Regions from separate parts of the Homo sapiens genome. Here regions 1, 3, 4, 5 and 6 are each linked to region 2. The links are chromatin contacts, found by Hi-C or POLR2A ChIA-PET in ENCODE. All regions are on one chromosome and are shown on one strand. The core of a region is the stretch at or near the end of the contact, and the rest is flanking DNA. Distances in the headings are between cores, read along the strand shown.

Region 1 (2,771 bases), core at 75-2,574, 1.8 Mb before region 2:
TAGTGGTATCTAACGCACCAACCCACCATGTATTCTATTTATCACATTCACTGTCCATTTCTCCTGCCCAACTCACAACTAAAATGCACGTTCTCTGAGGGCAAGGACGTTTACCTATTTTGTTCAGTCTATATCCATGGTGTATAAAACAGAGACTTGTTGGGGGGGAGGTAATAGCATTTATTCCATGAATATGACTACGGCATACACACATACACACACATACATGTCCACACTATATCTGGAAAGATAGAGGAGAAAATTATTTTTGCCTCTGAGCAAAAGAACTGAAAGACCGTGGTGGGAGAATATTTGACTGACTTTGTACCATTCTTAAGTTTTCCTATATGTGTATCTATGACCCAGTCCTCTCCTGCTCCCCTAAACTCTTAGTGTTAAATCACTATGTTCTGCCTTGGGAAAGCAAGTTATAGACAAATGTGCATACATAATCTGATCCTATTGGGTTGTATGAACATGGGGCAGTAACTGTATCAACAATCTAGGGATCCAAGGAAGGCCCTACCCCTGAATCTGATCTCCCACAATCCTGGCTCCTGGGCCTATCCCAACCCACCCACATCATACACCCTTTTATTCATACCCAGATCCCTGCCCCTGGAACTGGTCTCCACCCACTGCCCCCTCCCCAGGCCTGGTGCAGCCCACAGTCCCGCCCCCAGAACTGGTCTCCGCCCACAGTCAGCCCCGCCCCCAGGCTTGCTGCCACCCCATAGCTCCGCCCCTAGAACTGCTCTCTGCCAATCACCACTGCCCTCCAAGACCGGTACACCCACAGCCTAGTCCCCGCCCTCCGCCCGGCCCGGAGCTTATCTCCGCCCACAGCCAGCCCCAACCTCCAGGGCTGTCACAACCACAGCCTGGTTCCCGCTCAGCCCCGCCCCGGAAATGGAGGTCTCCACCCCTGTAACTGGTCTCTGCTCAGTCATCCCCGCTCTAGAAGCCTTATACCATCCGCCCCGAGAACTGGGCCCCACCCACAGCCCCGACCCTGGAACTGGTCTCTGCCCAATCAGCCTCGCCCTCCAGGCCTGGTACGGCCTCAGCCGGTTCCCCGCCTTCAGCCCCGCCCCGGAACTGATCTCCGCCCACAACCAGCCCCGCCCCCAGGCCTCGTGCGGCTCACAGCCTGGCCCCGCCCCCAGGGCCAACCTTACCCCCGCTACTGCCCCAGGCCAGGGCCCAACTTTGTGCCCACTAAGCAAACTAGAACACCTCTGCCCAAGGCTGGGGTTCGCGGCCGCCGCTCCCGCCCGCCGCGCCTGTCGCCTAAGCGCCGAACCCCCAACACGCTCGACTCTGCGAGGCTGCCCGCGCGAGCCGGAAGGGGACGTGCAGCGCACCTCTCCCCAGACCGGAAGCGGAAGCGCGGGGCGGTACCGTGGGAGGGGCCGCGCGTGGGGCAGCGGGGAGCGAGTCCCTCCGTCCCCGCGAGTCGGCGCTTTTGGCCCCGCGGGAGGGGCCGGGCTCGGTGAGCGACTGGCGGGGGCTCGGGTCCGAGTCCAGGGGGCGACGTGGGCCGCGGACACCGCCAGCCACGGGCCCTGCGTCCCTCCAGGGAGCCGTGTTTCGGTTCATGAGGCCTCGGGCTGTGAGCTTAGGTCAGCACGAAGCTGCTGCTTGCTCCTGGGTCGGGGCCCCGCGCCGCTGTTGCCTCCTCAGGGAACCCCAGTCGCCCTCACCCGGGGCGATTCCGCACCCCAGGGGACTTTTGGCTGTAGCTGGAGACGACTGTGGTTTTCACAAATTGTGGGGAGGGGAGGCTGCTACTGTCACCTAGAGGGTGGAGGCCGGGGAAGAGGGACGCTGCTTGCTCTTAAAGATCCTACGTTGTACAGGACAGTCCCCCACAACAAAGAATTATCAGTAGTGCCAGGTTGGGAAACCCTGCTCTAGGGCCTTAAAAAAAAAATCTCTGCAGTTCTGAATAAACTACATAAATTGTTAAAAATTCAGTTTAGTCACTTAATAGGGCCTCTAAGTGACAAGATATTTTTAAAGCCTGTGGAGTCACCATAGAATCTCTCTCCAGCGTAGTAAGTTGAGCAAGTCAAATGCACACAGCGTTAAGCTGCTTTCTCCCCTCTTACGGAGCAGATGGCCAGATGGGAATCAGGTAAAGCCAGTCATGGCCCACAGGCTGGGCCCTTATTACACATTTAATCATTGAGTACCCAAAAAAAGTGAATGGGATGGTGTTTCCGGCAGCCGTATCCAACAACTGTACAACCTATACAAAGCCTCGAAAGAAATCTTTGTGTCTTTTTTTTTTTTTCAGATGAGAAAAGCATCATTCAAGCTCAGATTCGTGTTGAAGCCTGCCACAAGGTCCACCTGTTGTTGTGGGTTTTTGGGTGACCAGGTGAGTACAGTGTGGAACCTACAACAAGGTTTCAGCAGGCTCTGCTGTGTAGAAGAACTCCTCGTGGGCTTTTCCTGTGCTGGGGTTGTAACCACATTGAAGTCACTAAGAGTGAAGGTATCTTAAGGAAAGTTCAAGGTAAAAAGACAGAGGTGTTTATGGTTACATGTGTGTAAATAAGTAAATACAGTTACATGCAAATAAGTATCCACAAAACAAACATACAAATAACGTAAAGATGTGTAACTGTAGCTAAAGACAGATTTTCTGGTATGCCGTAATGCTAAAAGTTTCTGAATTTTATATAAGTATAGAAAATATTTACATGTATATGTAGTGTTACAAGTCTTCCCACTAACAACTAGCAGGACTACTTAGCAACATTTTT
Region 2 (2,807 bases), core at 278-2,777:
AGATGTCTTGGAAGGTTGAAAAAAAAACTTTTAAATAGTGTTTACATGTTTTGTGTACTGATTTGCATATAGCTGTATTTACTGACTTATTTTGACACACATTATCACACACCCCTTAGTATCCTTCTCTTGAATATAAGGCATCAAACAAATAATTTTTAAGATACCCTCACTCGTGGCTCACACCTGTAATCCCAGCACTTTAGGAGGCCGAGGTGGGTGGATCACCTGAAGTCAGGAGTTCGAGACCAGCCTGGCCAACATGGCAACACCCCATCTTTACTAAAAATACAAAAATTAGCTGGGCGTGGTGGTGCACCCTTGTCATTCCAGCTACTTGGGAGGCTGAGGCAGGAGAACTGCTTGAACCTGGGAGGCAGATGTTGCAATGAGCTGAGATCGCACCACTGCACTCCAGGCTGGGCAACGGAGTGAGACTCTGTCTCAAAAAAAAAAAAAAAAATACCCTCACTGTTAGTGAGTCCTTGTGTTTACAACCTGAACACAGGAAAAATCCATTCACAGGTTTTCTACACAGTGGAGTCTTGCAACTTGCAGGTTCTACACGGTACCTACCTGATCATACAGAAGTCCACGGATCAGTGAGGATAGGTGAAACTTGAGGCTGGTTTCAACACAAATCTGAGCTTGAATTATACTTTTTTCGTCTAAATAAAAAGGGCACAAAAATCGCTTATGAGGCCTTTTGTAGGGAGTAATATGTACGTATAGTAAAATGTATTTACTGAGACTAATACAGTTGTTGCATAGAAAGACCACCCCATTCACTTAAAAAAAATTGATTTAAAGAATAAGAACCCAGGCTACTGGCTGTGCCTGAATTCACCAGATTCCTATCCAGCCATCTGGTCCCTAAAATGGGACAAGAAGCTTAAAGCTGTTTTCATCTGACTTGCTTAACTCATTTGGCTGGAGATTGTATGGTGACTCCAGATGCTTTAAATTCGTCACTTTAGGCCTTATAAGTGGACTCGGCTGAATTCTAAATAATTTCTACAGTGTATTCAGGACTGCAGAGATTTTAATGCCCTCCAGCAGGGTTTCCCAACCTGGGCACTAATGACATTTGGGGCTGGATGAGTCTTTGCTGGCGGCGGCTGCTTTACGCGCTGCAGGATGCTGAGCTGCTAGCATCCCTGGCCTCCACCCTCTAGATTACAGTAGTAGCACAGTCCCTCCTACCCTCCATTTTGTGACATCCCAAACCGTCTCCAACTATAGCCAAAAGTCCCCTGGGGCGCAGAATCGCCCCGGGTGAGGGCGACAGGGTGAGGACGACAGAGTGAGGATGACAGGGGCGCGGGGCCCGGACACCGGAGGAAACAGCAGCTTCGGGCTTAACTGAGCGCACAGCCCGAGGCCTCAGGGGCGGAAACCCGGCTCCCGGGAGGGACGCAGGCCCGCGGCTGGGGCCCCTCTCTGGACTCGGACTCACGGAATGAAGCACCTCTCGCGGAGACCGAAAGATTCTCCCAGACGCTGCAAGCGCGGCTCTTCTCACAAGACACAAGCGCGCTTCCGCTTCCGGTCTCCGGCTAGCCACACTGCACCTCCGCTTCCGGCTCCAGCTGGTCCCAGCCCAAAATGCGGCGTGTCAGGACCCCCGGGTTCAGGCTGCAGGTGCAGCAGCCGCGCACCCCAGCCTCCGGCTGAGGTGTTCTAGTTTGCTTAGTTATTAATAGAACCAGGTTGGGCCCTGGCTAGGGACAGCCGCGGAGGCAGGGTCGTCCTGGCGCGGGTCTGTGGCAGGGTTGGGGGCGGAACTAGCTCTTGAGCGGGGCTGTGGGCGGTACCAGGCCTGGAGGCGGGCCTGAGTGTTGACGGGGACCAGTTCCGGGGGCGGGGACCAACTCTGGAGCGGGGCTGTGGGCGGTACCAGGCCTGGAGGCAGGGCTGAGTGTGGGTGGAGATCAGCTCCGGGGGTGGGGAGAAGTTCTGGGGCGGGACCGTGGGCGGTACCAGGCATGGGGGCGGGGCTGTCAGGACAGAGACTAAGTTCCGGGGCGAGGTTGTGGGCGGGCATTAGGTTTGATGGGCGGATCTTGCTGTGGGTTAATACCAGGTTTGGTGGGCGAGTATGTGGACAAGATAAGGCAGTGGTGGGGCATGGAATGGGGTTGAGCTAGTAGGCTGAGAGGACAAGACTTGGTGGAGGTCAGTTTTTGGGTGTAGGGCTTTTTGTGGATTTTAAAACTGTTCAGGTAGCAGGATGCAAAATGAACTCTTTAAAGTTTTCTTCAGTCATTTCTCCACATTCACCGCCTGTTAAAATGATATAGCCACACATTTAGGGCGTGTGTGTGTGTGTGTGTGTGTGTGGCTTTTCGTTTGTTTGTTTTGAGACAGGGTCTCACTCTGTGGCCCAGGCTGGAGTGCAGTGGTGCAATCATAGCTCACTGCAGCCTCGACCTCCTGAGCTCAAGCCATCCTTCCACCCGGGCCTCCCACACTACCAAGCCTGACTATTTTTGTATTTGTTTGTAGAGAGGAGGTCTGTGTTGCCCAGGATGGTCTAGAACTCATGGCCTCAAGTCATACCCCACTTCGGCCTCCCAAAGTGCTGAGATTACAGGTGTGAGCCACACCACACCCAGCCTTTTTGTGTGATTTTGAGCTTCCTAATTTCTTTCAAAAATGGGATCATGTATGCATATTTCTCCCATCCAGAGGGGGACGAGGGGAGGGAGGACTAGGGAGGGATGTCTCCAAGTGAAAGCCAAAGCTGATTAATTGTCTAGTGCACATCTGGATCTACTGAAAAGAGAACTACATTTCTGGTGGAGAAA
Region 3 (2,700 bases), core at 151-2,650, 1.3 Mb before region 2:
GCTAGGCCTGGTGCAAGCCACAGAGCACACTCGGAGGAACGGCTCAGCGAGGTGAGGATACCAACAGCTGATGTGCGACGCAGGCCCTCATAGAGCAGGCCGCAGGGTGAAGGCACCTTGGATCCAGGGGTTAGCCCTCAAGGGCTGCCATTGTCAGCCAGGGAGCCCAGCAACCAGGGCAGACCACTAGGCCAAAGTGTAGCTGGGCACAGAAGGCTCAGCTGAGAAACAAGGGACTCCGGCTTCCTCCAGCTGTCCCTAAATGGGCAATGGCTGCCTGATCTACCTAGGCCTTATGTGATGCTCCTAGAGCCCCCTCAGTCCCTCGGGCGGGGAAGACCCTCCAGCAGGCTGGCTGGGGCCCCGGCCATCAGTGCGCACGTGTTGGAAGAAGTTGGTCCAACAACCCAAAGTCCCAGATGCTGGCCACAAGCCCCCTAAGACACGCTTCCTAAGTGGTAAGGCCTACAGGTGGCCTGGGCTCAATCGGGTTCCAACACTTATAAACTGTGTCTTTGTCACTCTGGGCCTCAGTTTCCCAACGTGTAAAAAGAGAGGCTGGTTAGTATCAACCTCAAAGGGCTGCAGTGAGGATTTTAGTTAATTCGGGTAAAGTGCTCAGAAAAGTGCAAGTACTGGCTTAGCACTGTTGAGAGTTCTGAGTGAAGAGATGGAATTCTTGCTGCACACACGGGTGCCTTTCCACTCAATCCCAGCTTTGCACCCCAATCCAAGGCTCCCACCACCACACACCTCACCCCCAGGCCCTCATCTCGGCCCAGCCCCCATTGCCTGCCCCGCCTCTCCCGGGCCCCACCCCCAAACACGCTGCCCCAATCAGGACAAGCCTCGTGAGAGCCCCGCCTCCGTTTGCCCAGGCCCAACCCACCTATTGGTCACGCCCATCACGCCTTAGCCCCGCCCCTAAAAACCCCGCCCCCATCCCGAATCACGCTTTCAGCCCAGCCCGGCCCGCCAAATCTTGGGAAAGCTCCACCCCCTGCGGAGGCCCCGCCCTAACAGCCTCTCCCACCGCTCCGGGCCCCACCCCCTCTAGGCTCTGGCCCCGCCCCGGCGCGTCCTAGGTCCCCCAGGTCTCTCCGGGCCTCCGGCTCCGTATAGCCGCGCATCCTAGCCCGAAGCTGATGCTGCCCGGTCGGCTCCGGCCTTCCCGGCTGCCTGACCCGCCGGGCCCCAAGCCCCGGGCTCCGGCCTGGGCCCAGCGGCCTGGAGCGCGGCCTTGGCCCGTCTGCCCGCCGCCTCGCCGCCACGACTTCGCCCGTCTGTGCCCCACCGGCCGCACCTTTGAATAGGTAGTCGTACTCGTCGTCCCGGGTCCCCATTGTCCTGGCGCTTCCGGCGGGATCGGCGACTCCGCAGCCCCACCACAAACACCCGACGGGGGCGGAGCCGGCGCCGCGCAGAGCGGCGGTTGAATGGCCTATCAGCGGCGAGTGGAGTAGCGACGGGCACCCAGCGAAGCCAATCAGAGATGGAAGTAGTGCTCTGAGGGTGGGCGCCGCTTGGTACCACCCTCCTCGCCCTCGGTGTCCTGGAGAAAGGCGGAAGGAATGCGGACCTTTTTGAAGTGACGGACGCGCCAGCCTATCAGGGGCGAGCTCAAGAGGGCGGGGCGGAAGACTGCAGGAATGAAATGGATTGACAGACCAAATAACTAATGAGAGGCTTGATTGAGAACCTACCCGACTATCAGAGGACCTGTCCGGGAAGAGAAATGGGGCTACGTCCAGGTAATGCTACGATGCTTAACGTCCCGATGACGTCATAGGTCAGCGCGCGCTGCCCTGGTCGCCCCCCAAGCCCATAAATGACCATTTCCGGGGACCTCAGCGCTGGGTCCCCTTTCTCGGTTGCAGTCTCCATCTCTATATTGGGACTCACTGGGTTATCCTTCTGTGCCTCAGTTTCCTCCTCTGTAAACTGAAGAAACCCGTCTCATGGAATCTTTTGAAAATAACCAGATCAGCCAGGCGCGGTGGCTCACGCCTGTAATTCCAGGACTTTGGGAGGCCGAGGCTGGCGGATCACGAGGTCAGGAGTTCGAGACCAGCCTGACCAACATGGTGAAACCCCGTTTCTACTAAAAATACAAAAATTAGTCGGGCGTGGTCGCTGGTGCCTGTAAACCCAGCTACTCAGGAGGTTGAGGCAGGAGAATCGCTTGAACCTGGGAGGTGGAGGTTGCAGTGAGCCGAGATTGCACCAAGTGTGAATCAACCGTCCACTTTCTGCTATTCTTTGTTAAATAAATACTTTTAAATCCTTACTGGATACCAATGCTCTCCAACAGGACCTCCTACCACTACCCCTCTTTTGTCCTATATTTTGCCACATAGGTAAAATATAAAAATAGGTAATATAGAAAATAAAACACATACTGCTGTATTGTCAGGTAGTGATAGGATTTATCACTACCTGACAATACAGTATGTGTTTGTTTTATATATTTAGGGTGTACAGCGTGTGTTTTGATACACATGTACCCAGTGAAATAATAATTATGACAGTTTTTTTTTTTTTTTTTGAGACGGAGTTTTGCTGTCGTTGCCCAGGCTGAAGTGCAATGGTGTGCTCTCGGCTCACTGCAGCCTCTGCCTCCCGGGTTCAAGCGATTCTCATGCCTCAGCCTCCCGAATAGCTGGGATTACAGGCATGCACCACCATGCTTGGCTAATTTTT
Region 4 (2,700 bases), core at 127-2,626, 1.3 Mb before region 2:
GGTGACAATGGAGAGAACCCCCAGGTTCAGTAAGCTGCCTCGTCTGGCTCACTACACCTAGCTGTGGGGAGATCTCCTCGTCAGTCACCTCAGCCTTTGGCGCACAGAAGGGTCCAGGGTCCCCTGCTCAGAGGCTAACACTGGCCGAAGAGAAAGGCAATTTCAGTTGGGGTGACTGTGGCAGGAAGGGGCTCACTCTGGCCCCACCAAGGTGAGGTGGGGACCAAGTGATAGAGCCCTGATCCACCCACTCTCTGAAACTTCTTTGCTAATAAAACATTCCTACTACGCTTGTGTTTTGTTTGGGGTAGAGGGTGCAATCGACAAACACGACCCCCCGCCTCAAAAAGGAAAAGCTTCGTTTGGCAAGACCGCACGGCCAGGATTTCCAGAGTGCGGAGGATCGGTGACCGCCTGGGAGCCACTCAAGAAACCTGGAGAAACCCTAGTCGTATAACCCAGACAAGAACCTGAGTTAACTTGAAACACAAACGCTTTATTTAAAGGAGCATCTCAGTTACGTGTGGCGGACAAAAAAAAGGAGCAGACTGTGACAGACCATTCCCATCGGCCAAGTGGTCGAACCCGACATCCAAGACCCTGTAAACAGACCCAAACATGAGATGTTGACAGGCCCCGCAGCAATTGGCAAACTCCCGCCTCCCTCTTGTCAGTCTCTGTATGTAGACTCTGCCTCCCAAACCCTCTCACCCTGGGCTTAACGAAGCCTCCCTACCACCAACCAAAGGTCTATCAAAGGGGTGTCCTCTTTGCACCCACCAGCGAGCAGCCAAGCTCAGCGCAACCTCCGGGCTTCTCGCTCTGACTCCAAAAGGGTGAGCACGTCGCCCTCGCGCACGGGGCCTTTTACATTGCGGATGATGGATCGGCTCGTGTCGTCCATGAATTCCACGCGCACCTACGGGTCCCCACCGGAGTGGAGGAAGAAGTAAGGGCGGGCCGCGGAAAGGCACCGCGGAGTGGGAAGCAGATATGAATTCAGAGAACGTGTCGGGGCCAGAATACAGATCGTTAAAGGGAACCATCAGAACCCCGTGATGAAATGAGAATCGGCTCCCGGATTCCGGCTGGCAGGGGTTAGGGCAGGGTAGAGGTCACATCAGGGTTTAGGTCGCCGGCAGTCGGCCAAATGCCCCCACCCGATTACCTGCGTGCACTGTCCCTGAGAACCGGTCCTGCCCAGGACCTTGGTGACCTGGAGGAAAGAAGCTGGGTTCAGACCCGGCCCGTTTGGCTCCTCTAATCCCTCCCCCTGCCCCCAAATTCGGGCCCCCACCTCACCCTGGCCAGCTTGATAGGCTGCACACGGCTGGTGTCCATGATGGCGGCGCGGCGGCGGTCTGGCGGAGAGGAGTCACGTGCTTCGGGGAGAGCCTTTATAGGACGTTCTAGCACCGCCCACTCCCGTCTCGCGATACCACGCCGCGTCTTTCCCAGCAGCCCCAGCGGTGGAGACGTCACCGGCTGCGCCCTTCAGTATCGCGGACGGAAGATGGCGTCCGCCACCCGTCTCATCCAGCGGCTGCGGAACTGGGCGTCCGGGGTGCGCGGGGCGGACAGGGCTGCACCATGGGGGGCTTCGGGCTCCGTGTGTCCGGGACCCGCTCCTGCTCCTCACCTCCCTCCTAAGCCGGGACCCTTCGCTCTCCCCGAATCTCCCTGGGAACCCCCAGCTAGTCACCCCTTCAGCCCGGGACCCTCTCCTGGCCTGGGAACCACTCAGGCCTGGGATTTCCCCAGTCCCCGACCTTCTTAGCCTTGGATCTGTGGGCCCGGACTCTGGCTTTGCTCTTCACCTGCAGGACCCACATCCGTTTCCCCGAGTGTTCATCCCCTGCCTTCCCTTAAAATGCGCATCCCCGGACCATCCCTGGTCCCTTGCCCTCTCCTTTCCTCTCTCCTGGGGTGCCTTGCAGGCCGACCTCTCCTCTCCTCTTCCCACAGCATGACCTGCAGGGGAAGCTGCAGCTACGCTACCAGGAGATCTCCAAGCGGTGAGCAGGCCCCGCTCGCTGCCCAGCCTCTGGCTCTGTCCTTTCTCCACCAAAAACGAAATCTGTGTTCCTTTAGACCCCTGAAACGGAGGGCTGACATCCTGCCACCAGTCCCCTGCCAGGCTGTGGAGGCAGAGGTTTGCCTTTAACCTTGCTGAACTCCGGAGGACAGCCCTCCTGAAACAGCGAGGCCGGGCGTGCATTCTGACTGGCAATCAGGCTAGATTTGCAGTGCTCAGCGTGGCCATGTTAGTCAGTGTTATCCCCAAGCTACAGATGAAAAAAGAGGTCCAGAGAGGCGAAATCATTTGCCTCAAGTCACTCAGAAGCTAAAAAGTGGCAGCGGGGACTTGAACCCAGAAGTGTCCTGATTTCAGACTCATTTATATTAAAATATTAGTTGATATTTACAAGCCCCCGTCATGTATGACCTCAGCCTTGGGTTTAACTTTGTGAACCAGGAAAGTTCTTATCCACATTCTTTCATGGACGCCACATTCTAGGGAGAAGCATAGTAGGGAAACAAACACAGCAGGTAGTATTGTTCTGGAATGCTTTGAAGACAAAACAAAATAAGTGGAAGCTGGAGGGTGGCTACGTAAAGTCAGATGATTGGGAAAGATCTTTCTTTGGAAATTGACAGTTGAGTCCCCTGAATGATGGGAAGGACCCATTCAAAGAATAA
Region 5 (2,700 bases), core at 169-2,668, 1.3 Mb after region 2:
TTTCCTATACAGGGATTCTGTTGGGCAACTGGGGGACGAGTATACGCGGATTTTGGTATATGCGGTCTTGGAACCAATCTCCAAAATTCCGAGGAGTATTATGTTTTTCGTCTGTGTTTCCGACTCCCAAGTTAGCTCTTAAAGGTAATGATTTCTCCGTTTTGTTTACTACCACGCCCCCAGCATCTAGCACAGCATCTGGCATACAGATGCTCAACTAATTATTTGTTGAAACTAATGTCCTGCATAAAAGTAGTGTAATTTACTTTTTTTTTTTTTTTTTGAGATGGAGTCTTGCTCTGTCGCCCAGGCTGGAGTGAAACGGCCGATCTCGGCTCACCGTAACCTCCGCCTCCCAGGTTCAAGCGATTCTCCTGCGTCAGCCTCCTGAGTAGCTGGGATTACAGGCGCCCATCACCATGCCTGGCTAATTTTTGTATTTTTAGTAGAGACGGGGTTTCGCCATGTTGGCCAGGCTGGTCTCGAACTCCTGACGTGCCCACCTCGGCCTCCCAAAGTGCTGGGATTACAGGCGTGAGCCACCACACCCGGCCTTATTTATTTATTTATTTAGAGACAGTCTCGCTCTGTCCCTCAGGCTGGAGTGCAATGGCGTGATCTCAGCTCACTGCAACCTCCACCTCCCGGGTTCAAGCGATTCTCCTGCCTCAGCCTCCCAAGTAGCTGGGATTACAGGTATGTGCCACAACGCCCAGCTAATTTTTTATATTTTTAGTGGAGACGGGGTTTCACCATGTTGGCCAGGCTGGTCTCAAACTGCTGACCTCAAGTGATCCGCCCGCTTCGGCTTCCCAAAGTGCTGGGATTACAGGCGTGAGCCACCGCTCCCGACCCCTAATTTACATTTTTAAAAACCCTAGCAGGGGCCGGGAACCATGGCTCACGCCTGTAATCCCAATGCTTGGGAGGCCAAAGTGGGAGAATCGCTTGAGCCCAAGAGTTCAAGATCAGCCTGGGCAACCTGGCAAGACCTCGTCTCTACAAAAAATTTAAAAATTATCCAGGCCTATTGGTGCATGTCTGTAGACGCAGCTACTTGGGAGGCTGAGGTGGGAGGATAGCTTGAGCCCAGGACGAGGCTGCGGTGAGTCGTGATCGTACCGCTGCACTCCAGCCTGGGCGACAGAACGAAACCGTTTCAACAGAACAACAAAGACAAAAACCTCCAAAACACCCTAACAGTTAAATTTCCTCAGTCCAGAAGCTGATTGCAGTCCAGTTCGCAATTGGCCAGGCTCTAGTTTATATAGGACCTGAGGCTCCACCCATGTGCAGGCACCGCCCCCGTGGCGTCACGAGCGAGCAATGGCGTCATTGGAACGACATGAGCATGCGCACTTCCCCAGCACAATCAGGGAAGACACGCGTGACCCGGAAGGTCTTCCCGCCACACTCCAGAGCGGATGTGAGGGGCGCCGATGGCGGAGGGAACGGCGGAGGCTCCTCTAGAGAATGGTGGTGGTGGCGACTCGGGAGCCGGAGCTTTGGAACGAGGAGTGGCGCCCATTAAGCGTCAGTGAGTCGCCGGGGCAGGAGGGAAGCTGAAGGGCCTTTTCCGGCACCCATAGCGCGGTCCGAGCTGTGCATGCCGGGAGATTAGGCAGCGGCTGAGGGCGAGAAGCCACCGGCTCTTCATTCCGGGCCGTTCTTCCGCCTGCAGGGTGGTCAGCGGAGGTACCTGAGATCGTGCACGTTGGGGCCTGTCACATGCGCGAAGGACACCACGTGCATGCTAGGGCAGGTGGGATTTGAGGCCAGGCCCGCGCTGCATACTGGGGATTGTAGTCCCTGCATATGGACGTACGGCGCATGTGCTCTGCCAGCGGCCGTTACTGGCGGGTCTTGGGGTTGAAGCGAGTGCCGCGGGGCGTGCTGGGGCCTGCGGTGTTTGAAGGGCCGAAAGGCGTGCTGGGAAATGTGGTGGCTTAGACTCCGCTTCAAGGCATGCTGGGAATTGTAGTTTTTCGCAGCCTAACGTGCGCAGGGACGTTCTTGACTGAACCTGATAATAGTTTCGCGCAACACTTTGGACAGTGAGGACCCAGGGACAAAATAGGTCTTTTTTGAGGCCGTGAGGGGCTCCCAGGCTGGGAGCTGGCTGGTTCTTAAGTAGTGAGCTCCCCATCAGCAGAAGGATTTAAGGACGTGCAAGTGTTTCTAGCCTCCTTTCCCCAGTGTTTATTGACTATGTTCGGAGGGTTTTCCTTTCCCTTTCTGTCGGCAGATACCTCACCACCAAGGAGCAGTTTCACCAATTCCTGGAAGCCAAAGGGCAGGAGAAGACTTGCCGGGAAACCGAGGTAGGAGACCCTGCTGGCAATGAGCTGGCTGAGCCTGAGGCTAAGCGGATCCGACTGGAGGATGGACAGACGGCGGACGGGCAGACGGAGGAGGCAGCAGAGCCCGGGGAGCAGCTACAGACTCAGAAGAGGGCCCGGGGACAAAACAAGGGCCGGCCCCATGTGAAGCCCACGAACTACGACAAGAACAGGCTGTGTCCCTCCCTAATCCAGGCAAGTGCGGCCACGTGAGCATTCCTGCCGGGGCAGGCAGGAGCAGGGTGTGTTTCCTGGCAGCGGGTAATTGTTAGAAAGCTCCTGGGCCTTCAGCAACGAGCAGTGAGCTTGCTCTGATGCCATTCCGTCTTCATTCTCCTCGGGATACATTGTAGGGCTTGTC
Region 6 (2,700 bases), core at 107-2,606, 1.3 Mb before region 2:
CCTAAAACTCCCTACATTGTGGTCTCAGGCAGCTGTTTTACTCTCTCAGCCTCAGTATTATCATCTCTAAAATGAGTGTTACAGGCCGGGCGCAGTGGCTCACGCCTGTAATCCCAGCACTTTGTGCACTTTGGGAGTTCAAGGAAGGTGGATCACTTGAGGCCAGGAGTTCGAGACCAGCCTGGTCAACATGGTGAAACCCCGTTTCTGCTAAAAAGACAAAAATTGGCCAGGCACGGTGGCGGGGGCCTGTAATCCCAACTACTTGACCAGGGTGAGGTAGGAATCGCTTGAATCTGGGAGGCAGAGGTTGCAATGAGCTCAGATCGTGCCACTGCATTCCAGCCTGGGCAAGAGAGAGAGACTCTGTCTAAAAAAAAAAAAGACGGGGAGTCATAATGATATGTAGTTCATAAATTAGTAAAAAATTAAGAAGTTAATAACTATTAGCTCTTATTATAATTACTATCATCAGCTTACAGAGTTGTTGATGAGAGGTCACACAGTCAACCCTGGCACACACAGTAAGTGCTCAATAAAAGCTCTATTAATATTTTTTAGGGTAAATGTGGAGGTTGTTATTGCATTCATTCCTCCCTGCATGAGAAGCAAGGTTCCAATCCCAGCTCTACTCCTTATGTGCTGTGTGGCCCTGGGCAAGACACTTAACCTCTTTGAGCCTGGACTCTCTCAACTGTATAACAGGGGACATTTCTACTGCTTCCACCTACTCAGTATGGTTTCAAAAGAACTGAATGAGCTCAACATGCCCATTTGACTACCCCGTTTTGAGCACCCACATAGCACAGGGCATCCTGTTTCAGCATCTTTGTGCAAAGTGGCTGGGTCATTATATTATAACTTACTATTTTGCAGGCAGAGCCGCTCTGAGAAGGAGGTTGGGGAAGGGCATTGGCCACTTAGCAGTTGCCTACTGTGTGTCAGGCGTTTTCTGCACCAGCCACCTCCTGAATCCTCCCAGAAGCCCCATCAGGTTGGCAATGGGATGACCCAGTTTCACAGGTGGGGAAACCGAGGCTCGGAGAGGCGCCTATGTGTGCCGGACCCCGGAGACCTCCCACCGGCCTTGACACGGGAACTGAGGTCCCCGCGTCCCCGAGAAGGCTGTGGCCAAGGGATCGAGCCCAGCCGTCCCGCCCGGGTGCCGAGCTCCGGCCTCGAACCCGGGGCCGGCCCGCGGACTGGCGTCCTCCGGCCCTACCTGCAGGCCCGTGCCTACCTGATCCGCGGCCGGGCCGGGCGGCCGCACAGGCCCCTCGGTTCGCCTCGGCCCCGGTCCCGGCCCGGCCCGGCCCGTCGGCGCCACTAGCTCCGCTCCGGCCGGCACCTGCGTCCGGGCACCGCCCGCCGAGCCGACAGCGCCGCGGACCAATAGCGACCGCCTCTCGCCTGCATTCGCCAATCGCCTTGCACGTCCCGCCCTAAGAGGCGGGGCCGGAGGCCACAGGGACGACTTGGGCCGCACAGGCCCCGCTGTGCCGCAGCTGCTGGCTCCGCCCCTGCCGCGTCTTGGCTCCGCCCCCAGCTCCGGCTCCGCCCCAGCACTGGCCCCGCCCCAGCCCCGCCCCAGGCACGAGGGGGTGCTGCTGCGCCACCTGCAGACGGCCAGCGTCCTCTAATAAATAAAACCTCTGCAGAATTTAACTTTTTTTTTTTTGAGACTGGCCGGGTGCAGTGGCTCATGCCTGTAATCGGAGCACTTTGGGAGGCCGAGACGGAAGGATCGCTTGAGGCCAGATGTTGGGGACCAGCCTGGGCAACATGGTGAGTTCCCGTCTCTACAAAAAATTTAAAAGGATGGGCGCGGTGGCTCACGCCTGTAATCCTAGCACTTTGGGAAGCCGAGGCGGGCGGATCACGAGGTCAGGAGATCGAGACCATCCTGGCTAACACGGTGAAACCCCGTCTCTACTAAAAATACAAAAAAATTAGCCGGGCGTGGTGGCGGGCGCCTGTAGTCCCAGCTACTCGGGAGGCTGAGGCAGAGGAATGGCGTGAACCCGGGAGGCAGAGCTTGCAGTGAGCCGACATCGCGCCACTGCACTCCAGCCTGGGTGACAGAGTGAGACTCTGTCTCAAATAAATACATAAATAAATAAATAATAAAATAAAATAAAATAAAAGTTAGCCAAGTGTGGTGGCCCAGGCCTGTAGTCCCAGCTGCTCTGGAGGCTGAGGCAAGAGGATCACTTGAGCCCAGGAGTTCGAGGCCAGTCTGGGCAACATAGTAAACTCACCCACCCCCATCTCTAAGACAGATCAATTTTTAAAAAAATACTGCACTATATGTTCACTTAGTATAAGCACACTTTTGCACATAATCACAGTATAACCTTCAAAATCAGAAAATTAATGTTCATCTAATATTATCATGTAATTCCCAGAGCCCATTCAAAGGCCAGGTGCAGTGACTCATGCCTGTAATCCCAGCACTTGGATCATTTGAGGTCAGGAGTTCGAGACCAGCCCGGCCAACATGGTGAAACCCTGTCTGTACTAAAAATACAAATAATTAGCTGGGTTTTGTTGTGGGCACCTGTAATTCCAGCTACTCAGGAGGCTGAGGCAGGAGAATTGCTTGAATCTGCAAGGTGGAGGTTGCAGTGAGCGGAGATCTTGCCACTGCACTCTAACCTGGGCAACACAGCCAGACTCTGTCTCAAAAAAAAGAAAAGAAAA

The links. A loop is a pair of places that touch in the nucleus more often than their neighbours do. ChIA-PET counts read pairs that join two places held with the same protein, here RNA polymerase II (POLR2A). Pooled maps may share reads with other maps.
Region 1: a map of heart left ventricle shows a loop between it and region 2 (16-fold over the local background). The contact joins the promoter of MBD3L1 here to the promoter of ZNF557 in region 2. A Hi-C loop is called at or near these places in 3 of 168 maps with a recorded cell type or tissue (heart left ventricle and psoas muscle) and 16 of 50 pooled maps.
Region 3: a pooled map shows a loop between it and region 2 (22-fold over the local background). The contact joins the promoter of RAB11B here to the promoter of ZNF557 in region 2. A Hi-C loop is called at or near these places in 5 of 50 pooled maps. POLR2A ChIA-PET finds 5 or more read pairs at or near these places in 2 of 52 experiments (Caco-2 and IMR-90).
Region 4: a loop to region 2 is called in a pooled map, with 10 times the contacts of the local background. The contact joins the promoter of RPS28 here to the promoter of ZNF557 in region 2. A Hi-C loop is called at or near these places in 3 of 50 pooled maps. POLR2A ChIA-PET finds 5 or more read pairs at or near these places in 2 of 52 experiments (HEK293 and activated T-cell).
Region 5: a pooled map shows a loop between it and region 2 (24-fold over the local background). The contact joins the promoter of DUS3L here to the promoter of ZNF557 in region 2. A Hi-C loop is called at or near these places in 11 of 50 pooled maps.
Region 6: a loop to region 2 is called in a pooled map, with 11 times the contacts of the local background. The contact joins the promoter of MARCHF2 here to the promoter of ZNF557 in region 2. A Hi-C loop is called at or near these places in 2 of 50 pooled maps. POLR2A ChIA-PET finds 5 or more read pairs at or near these places in 2 of 52 experiments (IMR-90 and activated T-cell).

Annotation. Positions count from the first base shown.
Region 1 is chr19:8,830,930-8,833,700 of GRCh38, reverse strand. MBD3L1 (methyl-CpG binding domain protein 3 like 1) reads right to left here and starts at 1,324. Exons shown (of 3, transcript NM_001393532.1): 1 at 1,179-1,324. ZNF558 (zinc finger protein 558) reads left to right here and starts at 1,397. Exons shown (of 10, transcript NM_144693.3): 1 at 1,397-1,492; 2 at 2,300-2,383. RefSeq lists silencers at 588-847, 1,348-1,617.
Region 2 is chr19:7,068,423-7,071,229 of GRCh38, reverse strand. It overlaps ZNF557 (zinc finger protein 557), which reads right to left and starts at 1,527. Exons shown (of 8, transcript NM_024341.3): 1 at 1,457-1,527; 2 at 577-668.
Region 3 is chr19:8,389,060-8,391,759 of GRCh38, reverse strand. RAB11B (RAB11B, member RAS oncogene family) reads right to left here and starts at 1,400. Exons shown (of 5, transcript NM_004218.4): 1 at 1,304-1,400. The coding sequence starts at 1,343. It overlaps RAB11B-AS1 (RAB11B antisense RNA 1), which reads left to right and starts at 1,069. Exons shown (of 3, transcript NR_038237.1): 1 at 1,069-1,751. It overlaps MIR4999 (microRNA 4999), which reads left to right and starts at 2,380; the gene lies at 2,380-2,470. RefSeq lists silencers at 1,008-1,267, 1,487-1,768 and an enhancer at 1,538-1,737.
Region 4 is chr19:8,320,172-8,322,871 of GRCh38, reverse strand. It overlaps RPS28 (ribosomal protein S28), which reads right to left and starts at 1,376. Exons shown (of 4, transcript NM_001031.5): 1 at 1,303-1,376; 2 at 1,169-1,216; 3 at 781-919; 4 at 1-600. The coding sequence starts at 1,341. The coding sequence ends at 797. It overlaps NDUFA7 (NADH:ubiquinone oxidoreductase subunit A7), which reads left to right and starts at 1,497. Exons shown (of 4, transcript NM_005001.5): 1 at 1,497-1,564; 2 at 1,966-2,015. The coding sequence starts at 1,514. KANK3 (KN motif and ankyrin repeat domains 3) reads left to right here. Exons shown (of 11, transcript NM_198471.3): 11 at 1-288. The coding sequence ends at 33. RefSeq lists enhancers at 1-473, 474-1,441, 1,348-1,587, 1,442-2,409, 2,410-2,700.
Region 5 is chr19:5,789,881-5,792,580 of GRCh38, reverse strand. DUS3L (dihydrouridine synthase 3 like) reads left to right here and starts at 1,418. Exons shown (of 13, transcript NM_020175.3): 1 at 1,418-1,537; 2 at 2,246-2,534. The coding sequence starts at 1,440. RefSeq lists an enhancer at 1,236-1,695.
Region 6 is chr19:8,411,961-8,414,660 of GRCh38, reverse strand. MARCHF2 (membrane associated ring-CH-type finger 2) reads right to left here and starts at 1,356. Exons shown (of 5, transcript NM_001005415.2): 1 at 1,241-1,356. RefSeq lists silencers at 1,190-1,349, 1,380-1,739 and enhancers at 1,231-1,731, 2,602-2,700.